Linked DNA regions of Homo sapiens: region 1 is linked to region 2. A link is a loop called in an ENCODE intact Hi-C map of the cell type or tissue named here. Cell type or tissue: heart right ventricle. All regions are shown on one strand. Each heading gives the region's core, and the rest is flanking DNA. Links, peaks and the distances in the headings are about the cores only. Region 1 overlaps TBC1D5 (TBC1 domain family member 5). Region 2 overlaps TBC1D5 (TBC1 domain family member 5).

What was found. Hi-C counts contacts between places; a loop is a spot of excess contacts. Peaks named below come from ENCODE experiments on the same cell type or tissue, not always from the same donor. Only the 100,000 strongest peaks of a DNase experiment are listed, where the experiment ranks them.
Region 1: it touches region 2 in a loop (3-fold over the local background); 1 of 110 quality-filtered maps calls a loop at or near these places.

What each region holds. Positions count from the first base shown.
Region 1 is chr3:17,478,264-17,483,263 of GRCh38, reverse strand. All of the region lies in intron 3 of TBC1D5 (TBC1 domain family member 5), which reads left to right. Among named protein-coding and RNA genes, the nearest start is that of TBC1D5, 260 kb to the left of the region's middle. In heart right ventricle, for the core only: no CTCF peak of the experiment used is centred there; a DNase peak (open chromatin) is centred at 1,913.
Region 2 is chr3:17,548,413-17,556,335 of GRCh38, reverse strand. All of the region lies in intron 2 of TBC1D5 (TBC1 domain family member 5), which reads left to right. Among named protein-coding and RNA genes, the nearest start is that of TBC1D5, 190 kb to the left of the region's middle. In heart right ventricle, for the core only: no CTCF peak of the experiment used is centred there; no DNase peak of the experiment used is centred there; H3K27ac peaks cover 1,701 bases.

The DNA of each region.
Region 1 (5,000 bases), core at 1-5,000, 72 kb after region 2:
TCCATAGAATTCATTTATAACAACTTGCAGTTCTTATATGGTTTATCTAATTTTAGAGATGGCTGTTATATTAAAGTTCTCTGTAAAGCCTGAGGGGTGCTGTTCTTACATCTAGGCAATAGTCGAAGTTCGGGTGTGAGAGCAAGCGATGGAAACACTAAGAAGTATTTACATGCATGGTAATTTTTTGCCATTTAAACACACATATACACACATTCACATAGATTAGGTGTATATTTATGCACAATCTGGCCTTTTAACAAAGAAAAATAAGCCTGTGCTTAGGCTGCCACTGATACAAACAAAACATCTGAGACTTTAATGAACACCATACTGAGGGCATGTAGGACATAAGGCGAATTAAGCAGGTTACAAACTGCACGTCTTCTGTTTAGATATAGGAGATCTCCCCAATCCTGACAATTAGTTGTACTGACAAGGCAAGCAGACAGACAGAAACAGAAGGAGATCATTTGTATCAATTTGAGAAACAGAACTAGTAATGAAAAAATAGCCATATAAAATAGTTCGTCTTTTGCTTTAAAATTATTCTTTCTCTATATTTGCTCCAAAAATAAATACACACTGGTAAACAAAGCCTTCTTTTATTTTGTTTGCAAATAAAGACCAACTTAGTTTTTATTTTTATTTTTTAAGAAAATATTTTCTGGACACTCAAACGAATTTTAATCTTGGTAACCTGACAGCTTTGTTTAAACATTGAATATGAATTTCCTTTCATGAAAATCTTTTCAAAGTATAGCAGTTCAGCTGTGAAAACCTGAATACATTAATGATGACAAAGAAGCTCCAGAATGAGCCAACATTTGTTTTGTTCTCTTTCAACATTTCTTGATAAATTGCATACACAAAAGTATTGCAGGGTTATTTTAATTTCTCCCTATTTCTTTGCTAATAAGTGTCTCTGTGTTTACCTTTCTATATCCAGTACCTTATTATTAATCACTTAATATTATTTATTTTTAAATGACTTTAAGAAGTTTTTTGTCTTTTAAACTATGCCTTAAGGTACACGTTATAGGGAACATTTGAACAGAGCTTTTGGTATATGTTATCAGATATCAAAATACATGACTCTTGTTTAAGTTTTGGATCATTGTTTTCCATAGTAAACACCTTTCAATGCTCAGACAATTGTGTTCTGAAGGCGTTTATTTAAGGATCATTTTCTTTGTATCTTAATTTATTTAAATAAATGAGTCGGCCAGGCGCGGTGGCCCATGCCTGTAATCCCAGCACTTTGGGAAGCCAAGGCTGGTGGATCATCTGAGGTCAGGAGTTCGAGACCACCCTGGCGAACATAGTAAAACCCCGTCTCTACTAAAAATATAAAAATTAGCCAGGCGTGGTGGCACATGCCTGTAATCCCAGCTACTTGGGAGGCTGAGGCAGGAGAATCGCTTGAACCTGGGAGGTGGAGGTTGCAGTGAGCCAAGATCGTGCCATTCCACTCCACTCCATCCTGGGCGACAAGAGCGAGACTCCGTCTCAAAAAAAAATAAAGTCATTTGCCAGAAACGCAACATTGAAGTATTTTAATACAATACATTTTTAAGGCTTATAGCATATTTATTCTACATAGTTATTCTTACGAAGAGTGGCATTGTTAATTTTTCTGAAATAAGTGTTTCCTATCTTGTTTTAAAAAGGTGAGAGGCATAATTTGGGACATACTCTGTGAAGATAAGCTATACAGGTCTCGCTCTGTGGCCCAGGCTGGAGTGCAGTGGCAGATCATGGCTCACTGCAACCTCTACTTCACAGGCTTAAGTTGTCATGGGCTACTTGGGGTGTTGCTTTGCCAGCTGGAAACCTCTGTGGCAGGCGGTGCCTTTTACCTGAGTACTGCTTGTGCCTGCTGGACTTGTTCCATCCACTTGGCTTGGCAGGCTGTGCTTGGCTCGTGCTACTCACCCAAATCCCATGCCTTCCAAGGGTGAGCCAGGCACAGAGTGGAGCAAGTATGGGTTCTGGCCACTGCACGCAGCCAGGCACGTCAGCTGCTTCGGTGGGGCGGGCAGCCCTAGGTGCCGGTACAGATGCTGGCTCTGTGCAAAGCTGCGGCTTGATCAGATGTACTGCACGTGACTTCCATTGTGGGCACCCACATCTGGACGAGGGGAACATGATGGCACCCGGAAGCTTGGAGAAAGCAGGAACCACAGAACCCCAAAGAGGTTGTCACAACCCTGGTTCAGGGAGCCCCTGACTCTAGGGTCCCTGAAGGGCCCTAGCTCTTCTCTCCTTTTGATTGCCCACAATGTGGTGAGCAGTGGGGGAGCATGTTTCAAGCCATTTGTGTTATAGCTCTTTTAGTCTTGCCATTTGGCAGGTCCCAAGTTCTTGTCCTGCATCCAGGAAGAATGAGGTACACGGACAACTGGATGGTGAGCAAGGCAGAGAGGAGCTTCAGTGAGTAACGGCAGCTCTCGGGAGACCTGAGTGGGTAGCTCCTTTCCGTAGGCAGGTCATCCTGATTAGTGTCCAGCTCTCAGCAGAGAGGAGACCCTCACTGGGTAGCTCCTTTCTGAAGGCAGGTAGTCCCAATGAGTCTCCAGCTCTCAGTGGAGAGGAGAGCTGCAGTGGGTAGCTCCTTTCTGCAAGCAGGTTGTCCTAATGAATGTCCAGCGCTTAGCAGAGGTGAGACCTGGAGTGGGTAGCTCCTTTCCACAGGCAGTTTGTCACCATGAATTGAGGAGACCCAAGGTGGGTAACTCCTTCCCGTAGCTGGTAGTCCTGGCTGGGTCCAGGGTTTTTATGGGCTCAGAAGGGAGGAAGTACATGCTGGTTCGTCCAAGGGCAGGCTGGAAAAAGCACCATAAGTTGTCACTCCTGGCAGGGGCTTCACCTGGAAGTGACAGCCTGGCCCCCATGCTTCAGGCCATACCTGGCTTTAAGGCGGGGCTTCACTGGGGAGCTGCCTGTTTCTGCCCGAGAGCCTGTCTGCTTTCTGCCACCATCAGCATGTCATCCATGGCGCCCAGGTTTTTGAGCTGAGGGGTGCTTGCAGGCACATGCTGAGCCACCCTTAGCTGCTCATCACCCTCTCTCCTGCGCTCGCTGGTGCCCGAAGTCCTGAAGGGACTGAGGTGGCAGGGGGCCGGCATGACAGTGCCGCCCTATGTGTGTGCACACCCAGCTGGGTCGTAATAGTGCCCGGACTCAGCCACAGCTTTGCTTCACTCCAGAGAGCGGACACCAGGAGCAGGGAGAGGCCAGGCCACAGGATCAGGCACTTTCAAAGCTGCAGGGACAAGGGGCTTCCTGGGACCCCAAGAGCACAGGGATTCCTTGGTCTGGAGCTGTGTGGCTATAGCTGTGCCCCAGAGCGTGGGGCTCCAGCCCTGCCTACTTGATAGGAAGAGGGGCTCCCTGCCTGTCCCTCGCTCCCGCAGGTTCATAGAGCATGCAGCCCCAGCTAGCGCCTCCCCCACTGCACCCAGCATCTTCACAGTGGCCCCACCAAACAGGCCACTGCTGAAATCAGTGTGATCTTCCTGCCTCCGTCTCCTGAGTAGCTAGGACTACAGGTACATAACAGCATACCTGGCTAATTTTTTAATTTTTTTGTAGAGATGGGGTCTCACTCTGTTGCCCAGGCTGGTCTCAAATTCCTGGGCTCCATCCATGTCGGACTACTAAAGTGCTGGGATTACTGGTGTTAACTACCATGACTGACCTCTTTTCTGATTTTTAAAGTTCAAACATGTTTATTCCATTTATCAGATAGTTTTCAGTAAAAATGTATCACAGAGTTTTGCAACTTTAATATTATGTTTTGAATCATTTCTTGAACTACACCTTGATATATTGTTTGAAAGTGTTTCCTTTCTTTATTTTTTCTGAGATGGGGTGTCTCTCACCCAGGCTTGTGCACAGTGGTGCGATCACAGTTCACTGCAGTCTCAACCTTCTGGGCTCAAGTGATCTTCTTTTCTCAGTCTCTGGAGTAGCTGGGACTTCAGGTATGTGCTACCATGCCTGGCTAATTTTTAAATTTATTTTTGTAGAGACAGGGTCTCAGTACTTTGCCCAGTCTGGTCTTGAATTCCTGGGCTCAACAATCCTCTTGCCTCTGCCACCCCAAAAGCTAGGATTATGGATGTGAGCCGCCACGTCCAGCCTTTGCATGTTTTCAGATGACATATATCTAGCTCAGTGATTAAAATGAGCTGTGTAGCCATTTATTTACCAAGCATTAATATTTCATGTTATTCATAGATAGTGTATCAGTTAACTTGGTTTGTATGACGTACTGTTTCTAAACTTGTTACACAATATAGTAAGCATTTATTATGGGTAATGGTAAAGTGAGCAAGTTGAGTAATTCTCTTACTCTGAGCTGAGCTTGCTTACGTGTCTAAGCAATGGATGATCTAAGATTGTGTCACTTGTGTCTGGAGATTCAGTAAGCTACATGTCTCATCCTCCAGCAGGGTAGCCATCACTTGTTTACATGGTGATGTCAGCTTTCCAAGTAAACAAACTGCCAGGTTTCAGGATTTCATGAGATCTAGACTTGGTACTGTGACCTTGTCAGATCTGCCACATTTTCTTGGCCAAGACAAGTAACAAAGCCAGCTAGAGGTAGCAAAATTGTTAGAGGTAGCAAAAATTGTATTTTTGTATACTAGCAGTGAACAATCCTATAATAATTTTAAGCAAAAATTCTATTCATGATAGCATTAAAAGAACTAAATATTTAGGAATACATTTAACACCAAAAGTAGAGGAAGTACACTGACAACTATAAAACAATACTGGAAGAAATTAAGGAAAGTTATAAATAAGTAGACATTTCATGTTCATGGATTAGAAGACTCAGTATTACTATGTTGCCACTACCTTTTGATGGAAGAAGCTGGAAAGTCACACCCTGAATGTCATATGTTTAGGAAGGGAGTAATTGGGCCATTAATACCATCAATTTTTCACAGATACTAATTCAAAAATAAATGAACATTTATGATATGTAAATA
Region 2 (7,923 bases), core at 1,251-6,250:
AGGCTTAAAAACAAACTAGGCTAAGCACGGTGGCTCATGCCTGTAATCCCAGCACTTTGGGAGGCCAAGGCGGGTGGATCACCTGAGGTCAAGAGTTCACGACCAGCTTGGCCAACATGGTGAAACCCTGTCTCTAACTAAAAATACAAAAAAACTAGCCAGGTGTGGTGGTACATACCTGTAGTCCCAGCTACTTGGGACACTGAGGCAGGAGAGTCACTTAAACCTGGGAGGCAGAGGTTGCAGGGAGCTGAGATTGCGCCACTGCCTGGGTGACAGAGCGAGACCCTGTCTCAAAAAAAAAACCAAACTATTAAATATCAGCAATTTCAGTGGTTAGAGATGTAAACCAAAAATAAAATTCTAAGCCCCCAATCAACTGAATGGATCCTCTTGTTGTCCAAGGGGATTCCAAAGAACCCCGAAAAACTTGCTCAGGCCATGACAGGAATGGAAAGGTCGGTCATGGCTTGTTTGTACTCTTCTTGCTTTGGAGTTCAGGCACAAAACTGAGCAGCATTAACATTAAAATAGAGATTAGAAGACTGACAAAACAGACTCTTTGTAGCACTAAGATAACAAATACCACCCTGATTGTAGTATAGCATCACATGACAGATAGCAGGCCCTGTAAGAAATCAAAGCATTTTACCCCATATTTAACATGTTTTGAAATGGCCCTTCAGGGTTATCTCTTGTGGGAGAAGTTTACATTCTGAATAGAATCACAGTCCCATTCCTTTCCCAGCTGTTTTTCTGATCCTGAAGAGATTAGCTGGGAGTCCAATACCTTTTAAAGATTTAATAGGAGAAACAGTTGCCATCTATTGCCTCTGAAGATGACCACTTAACTCTTTCAGCTAATTGCCAACCAGAAAATCTTTGAATCCACCTATGACCTGGAAGCCCCCTTTGCTTTGAGATGCCCCGCCTTTCTGGACAGAACCAGTGTATACCTCACATATATTGATTCATGTCGTATGTATCCCTGAAACGTATAAAATCAAGCTATAACCCAGCCACCTTGGGAACATGTTCTTAGGACCTCTTGAGGCTGTGCCATGTGTCGTATTCCTTAACTTTGGCAAAATAAACTTCTAAATTGATTGAGACTTGTCTCAGATACATTTTGGATTACAGAGTTAATAAATTCATTGTCAACTTGCATTAGAAAAAAAAAAGCACAAGGCCTGGCGCAATGGCTCATGCCTGTAATCCCAGCACTTTGGGAGGCCTAGGAGGGTGGATCACAAGGTCAGGAGATCGAGACCATCCTGGCCAACATGGGGAAACCCCCATCTCTTCTAAAAATACAAAAATTAGCTGGACGTGGTGGCACGTGCCTGTAATCCCAGCTACTTGGGAGGCTGAGGCAGGAGAATCGCTTGAACCTGGGAGGCGGAGGTGGCAGTGAGCCAAGATCGCGCCACTGCACTCCAGCCTGGCGACAGAGTGAGACTCTGTCTCCAAAAAAAAAGAAAAAAAAAAAGCACAGATATTAAATATATGAAAAGAAGAGATAATGGAAGGGCTTTATGAATTACAAGGAAACTGTCAGTGACACAAGCATGGAAAGATTTTAGGGAGAAAGTAGATGTGGTTTTTAGTATCCAAATTCTGCATGCCTTTTAGGATCCAGGCCAAATCCCATTTGTGTAAAGTTTTTACTCAGTACCCAAGTGCAGAAAAGTGCTCCATGATGGGGGAGAATAAAGAATGTATATATATTCGTCAGTAACCTTTGTTGGTTTTCTAGAACATGTTCCTGAGCATAACATAAGAATAATAGGAAAGTAAAGTTGTATCCCTGTGCTTCACCTCAACCAGAGTATGATCAAACTAAGCCTCTTAGATAAAACTTCCTGCCTACAGTAGTGTTTTCTTTTGCCATTTCACTATCCTTTGAGGACATGTACCAGCTTCACCCCAGGAGAGCTTCCCCACTGGTTTCATTAGCTGTGAGCAGCCATTAGAACTCTGACTGGTCTCCCACATTACTCCTCTGTGAGTTGCGTTATAATTTATTTGAAAGATTATTTCCAAACGATGTTTCGGGTGAGTTCCTTTAAAAGAATGGATTAGTGAAATGGTAAGTAATGGGCTTCGTTAATGGCTTTTTATATTGACTGATAACCTCTTCTTGATGACCTCAAGCTGTTATGTACATTTTAGGTTATTCAATGCAGTCTTTTCTCACCAAATATGTTATGGTGCTGTAGAATAGGGATTCTATCTTATATGTCCTTGTATTCCTTAATTTAGGAGACAGATGAGGTGAAAGTTGACTAAAAATAGTACGTGCCATAGAAACAGAAGATACTACATCCTTAAACTGACGTAGTAGGCTGAATGTTTAGGGAATAGATGTTGACAGGATTTAAAAGAGGGAAGGAAGGAGCACTTGTCCATAGAAAATTCAACAAGTTCCCTATTGGTAAATACTTGGATTGTTGTCAACATTTACCTTCTGTAAACAATATTGTAATGAATTATATAGGTCCTAAGTCTCTTATCTGAACCCGCAAGGGGACTAAATGTTTTGGTATTCATAATTTTCGGGATTTTAGAATTGTTAACATGATACATGTTCTAAAATTACAGAATACTTCCAGTGGAGGCAGCACTCAGTAAACAAATAAGTTACTATTTCTGATGGGAAATGTGTGATTATTCACACTGTTGGTTAAATAAAGACCATAAATAGCTTTATATCAATTCAAGTCAAATTTTGTTGCAAAAACGACTTTGTGTCAAAGTTAGGATATTGCTTGTGGTTTTTGGAGATTTGGGACATGTACATATATATGTGTGTGCTGTTAGACTTGCAGGAATAATTTCCATTTTGGATTTTCTGGATCAAGAGAAAATACATTTGTAGTTTTGTTAAATAGTACAAATCCCCCTCCCTTGGTGTTGTACCATTTCCTACTTTTTTCAGCAATGTGTGGAGGGAAAGCTGGTCTTTCCCAGTGTTACTACTAATGTGTGTTGCCAGACTTTTGGATTTTTGCCAGTGTAACAAGTAAAAAATAGAATCTCATTGTAGTTTTACAAGGAACATTTTAAAAGATAAGAATTGCAGTTCTTACGGCATTGGCTAAGGACTTTGTGTATTGACTGGTGACCTCTTTACAGTGACTATGGAGAGTTCTTTAAATAGCAGCAGGGACACATGACACCATTCCCTCTCTTTCTTACCCATCTCTCTTTTGTCTGAAATATGGTGCCCCAAGTATATTTGTGCTTAGTCTGTTAATCTAATAAAGAGTAAACACCTATCATGTAGTCAATTTTGTATTTTTTACTGAGTTTGTATAATAACAGTATATTTTCTGTCTCCCAGGCAGGATTTCAGGCTAAAACATTAATAGTAAACAAAAACACTGGTAAATGCAAAATTTTCATGTTATGCGTTAGGATATACTATTTCTCTAGCCCTGGAATTCTGGATTTATTCCAAAGCTCAGTTCTGCCTTTGGGCCTCTGTATTACCTGTTTTTTCTCACTGGAATAAATAACCTTCATCCAAACTCCCATGACAAACTCCTTTTTTTGTCACTCAACTCTGTTTAAATGTCACCTCTTCAGATATCTGAATACCCAGTCTAAAATAGACCCCATTCTCTCTCCATCTCATCAACTTTTTGAAATTTTTATCATAGCTATTAGCACCACCACCTGGTGTTTTTATATTTGTTTATTTTCTGTCTCCCACCAGTAGCATTTAAGCTCTATTTGGTCAGAGACTAGTGTCTTATTTAGTACTATGTCCTAGGGCCTAGAATAGTGCCAGGCATGTGTTCCATTTTTAGTAATTGCTCTTGGAATGAATGTCTTCTTTCATGATTTGCCTTTCTGCTTACTTCAACCTCCAGAATGTTCTTCCCCTCAACCTGGTCTAGTCAACTCCTATACATCCTTAGTGTGCTGTTTGATTTAGGAAGATGATTTATACAATTTATTCAGAAACTAATAATTATTTTGATTTTCCTTTGAAATCTTTCCAAAATTCTCTACTTGAATTATGATTTTGAAGCATAAGGTCTCTAACAGGAGGGAGCTTTGTCCAGCCATGTTAGTTCCTTTGCTTTATAAAGCTTACTTCTTTGATACTTCGGTGATTGTTATTACCTTTTTTTTTTTCTCTCTTAAGATCATAGGTCCTTGTGTTAATCATCTGGAAGGACTGATGTTCTGTATATTCAAATTTTAGTTGTTGAGTAACAGTTTTCACATATTAGAGACAGCCTAAGGGAATAAATTTACATAAAACTACAAATGTATACTGCTCAGAAACAAGGTTTCCCATGCCATTGCTCAGGTGCTGCAGATGTTGAAGATGGTATCAACACATACCATATGTGTTAGAAAATAAAAGGGGTAAGGGCAGAAGTTTAAGGAATCAGAAAAACTTCATCTGTGAATTTCTTCTTATTATAAGTTTAAAGTAGACATTATGCCTTATTTTAATACGCAGTTGTTTTTTGTGTTTATATGTTTTATGTTTTGATCACTGTTCAGTATTTAAACTCCTTCAAATGTGCAAAGATTAAATGTTTAATAAAAATTGCTTGTTGTTTTCAACATCTGTGTTCAGAGAACAATGGCCCACTGGAGTGCAGAAAGCTTGTAAAGTTTTCAAATGTATTGAGAATGACAGAAAGTTCAGTGAAGAGTTTGCTTCCCTCATTACAGAACTACTTCTGTGGCTGCGATTACACTAAGAGCATCTTTAATTGCTTTAAAATCTGAATGCATGATAAGAATGGATTAATTTGATTTTTCTGTTACTACAAGTAGCAGATGGTTTATGTCTTAGGAATGCTCATGTTGTAAAATGAGATCCCCAGCTCATCCGTGATTGGTCACTGTTAATGAAGCATGCTGTGCTGATTATTGATTTAGAAAATGAGGATGACATGAGTATTGTGTGTGTTGCTGTAATAAATTAAAGAGGAGTATTTTAATAGCCAGCAGACATACACCTTAAATAACATGAAATATTTGATTTTCTATTCAGGTGGTCTCTGCCCTGTCAAACTAATTTTATTGTTTATTAAAAAGATATACTTTTATAGTTTCAGCTAACAAGCAGATGGTCGTCTTTACTTATTTCTGTTTTGTATTGCTGTATGACCGATCAGCATGATAGGAACCCAAATTAGCTTGTTGTCTGCAAAGCAATGGTGTAGCCATGGGAGGAAATCTTTTGCTGTATGTGTGTATATTAGAGAGAGTGCATGTTTATGCACTTAAATACACACACATACACACACACACACAGAGCTATTTACTGTTTTCTTAGTGTTTAATACTTGTTTTTTAATTAAAGCTATATATTGAAAGTTTTGTAATATTTTTTTCAAATAAATTTTTAAATTATAGATGGAAGAGGAAGAGAACTGGGATTTTTTTTGGTTTTAGTTTCATGTGAACATGACATAAATTTATAGTCACATTTTATTGCAGGCACATTGTAAAAGTCAGGGTGATGACAGTTTATTGATATCTTCACTTTATATTATGTGGTATTTGGTGATGTTCACAGATATGTAAGTGCTTTATCTTTATGGCAAAATAACATTTTGTGACTCACAGTAGTTAGATTGCCCCAAGAACTAAACATATAACATATTGGATTAAAAAATTTTGAAATTATTTTATGACATTTTGTTTTACCATAATTTTAATTGTGGCCATGCAGTAAGCATTGTAGATTAGAGTGCTTCTTACCTTGACTGTGGGTAAAGCTGTAGAAGAAGACCTTCTGTGGTGTTTTTTTTTTTTGTTGTTGTTGTTGTTTTTAACTTTGTGTGTGTACCCTGTGTTTTAAATTTCAAATATTTATTGAGTCTTGTTTAACTTTTACAGGTGTGTTTCAATTCAGATGAACATGACCATTTTTAACAGTGTAGTGGTATTTCAGAGTGATGTAGAAGACTGAAATTATAGGCAGTGGAATCAGTATCCTAAAGTAAACTTTTACTGCAGATAGGAATCAGCAAGGTAATGGGGAAATCAGTATTCTTAAATGGCCCGCTTTTAACCCTGACCTTACCCATTTAACACATATTCATAGTAGTAAATATTTTCCTAACAAATACTTTAGTAATAATTCCAAAGCACATAGAAGGGGAAAGACTCAATGATTTAAGAGGTTTGATTTGATAACAATGTATCATTTATCCACGTAAACAGAATATTAGTCAATTTTGATACTCATGAGGTCATCATCCTTCATATTAAATTGTTTTACAGGAAGCCTATGAAAAACCATTAGAGATTGTGAAGTAAAATGGATTAATTGTATCTTTCACATGACAATCCACTTTGCAAAAGGATAGTAGGAAGCCATTCATTATTATTATTATTCTTATTATTACTATTATTATTATTATTATTATTTTAGACAGAGTCTCATTGTGTTGCCCAGGTTGGAGTACAGTGGCTCAATCTTGGCTCAGTGCAACCTCCGCCCCCTGGGTTCAAGCCATTCTCCTGCCTCAGCCTCACGAGTAGCTGGGAATACAGGCATGCACTACACACCCAGCTAATTTTTGTATTTTTACTAGAGACGAGGTTGCACCATATTGGCCAGGCTGGTCTTGAACTCCTGACCTCAAGTGATCCAACAGCCTTGGCCTCCCAAAGTGCTGGGATTACAGGCGTGAGCCACAGCGCCTGCGCCATTCATTATTAAAACAACTATATTGAATGGGTGACTGAAGTTACAACTTGTTACATATTTGTTGAATTTTATAGTATGACTTTTGCAACTTTTAATAAAAATCATACTAAAGGCTTGTTTTCTTAATTGTTAATGTCTCCATTTTTATTCATATATTTATTATAGAGAAAACTCATTAAAATGAACAAGGACTCGTTTTTAGATATCTTTACTTTTAAATGTTTTATGACTAGTAGTAGTGTACATCACTGAACAGAAGAAATACCAATTCTCTGCACCATAGTACAAATAAGATATAGAAAAGAAATTGCCAATTGATAATTTATTTTATTTTATCTTATTTTTTTGAGATGGAGTGTCGCTCTCTTGCCCAGGCTGCAGTGCAATGGCGCAATCTTGGCTCACTGCGACCTCTGCCTCCCAGGTTCAAGTGATTCTGTTGCCTCAGCCTCCCAAGTAACTGGGATTACAGGCATGCGCCACCACACTCGGCTATATATTTTTTTGTATTTAGTAGAGACAGGTCTTCACCATGTTGGTCAGGCTGGTCTCTAACTCCTGACCTCAGGTGATCCACCTGCCTCCGCCTCCCAAAGTGCTGGGATTGCAGGCATGAGCCACCCTGCCTGGCCACCACTTGATAATTTAATAAAGATTGTTGGAAGTAGTTTAAAATTAATAACCAAGGTTTAACAAATTATTACTGTCTAAAATAATTTTCAATAGGTAAATTTAAAGGTATTTGGAGAGTGCTACCTCCTTAGGGGTACCTTACCTTATAATTTATACTTCAATGGGCTTCAAAAAGTAAGTATTTTAATTGTATGTTTTGTAGCTTAAGTAACACATATAATTCTTTATTATGTTAGCCCAGATGAATGAATGGCTTTATTATTATTTATTGTTATAATAATAATTTTCTTGTTTAGAGCTTTAATCATAAAGCAACTCTTTGTTACACGGAGGAATAAATTAATAGCAACATTCTCTACTCTTTTCCCTACCATGTTTATGTTTAGTACATTTTCTCCCCTCAACAGTAGCTACAAAGACTCTACAAAAGCATCTTTTGAAGACAAGTGTTGATTGGCAGATAATGATAGTATTTTTATTAACATTTGTCTTACTGTTCCTTTTGGGTAGAAGATGCACAAAGGTTTTTTTTTCCCCCGCCCTGTATTTTTCCTTTTATAATACAAAACTTTCTTGAGATAAAAACACTGTGGGATAGTTGC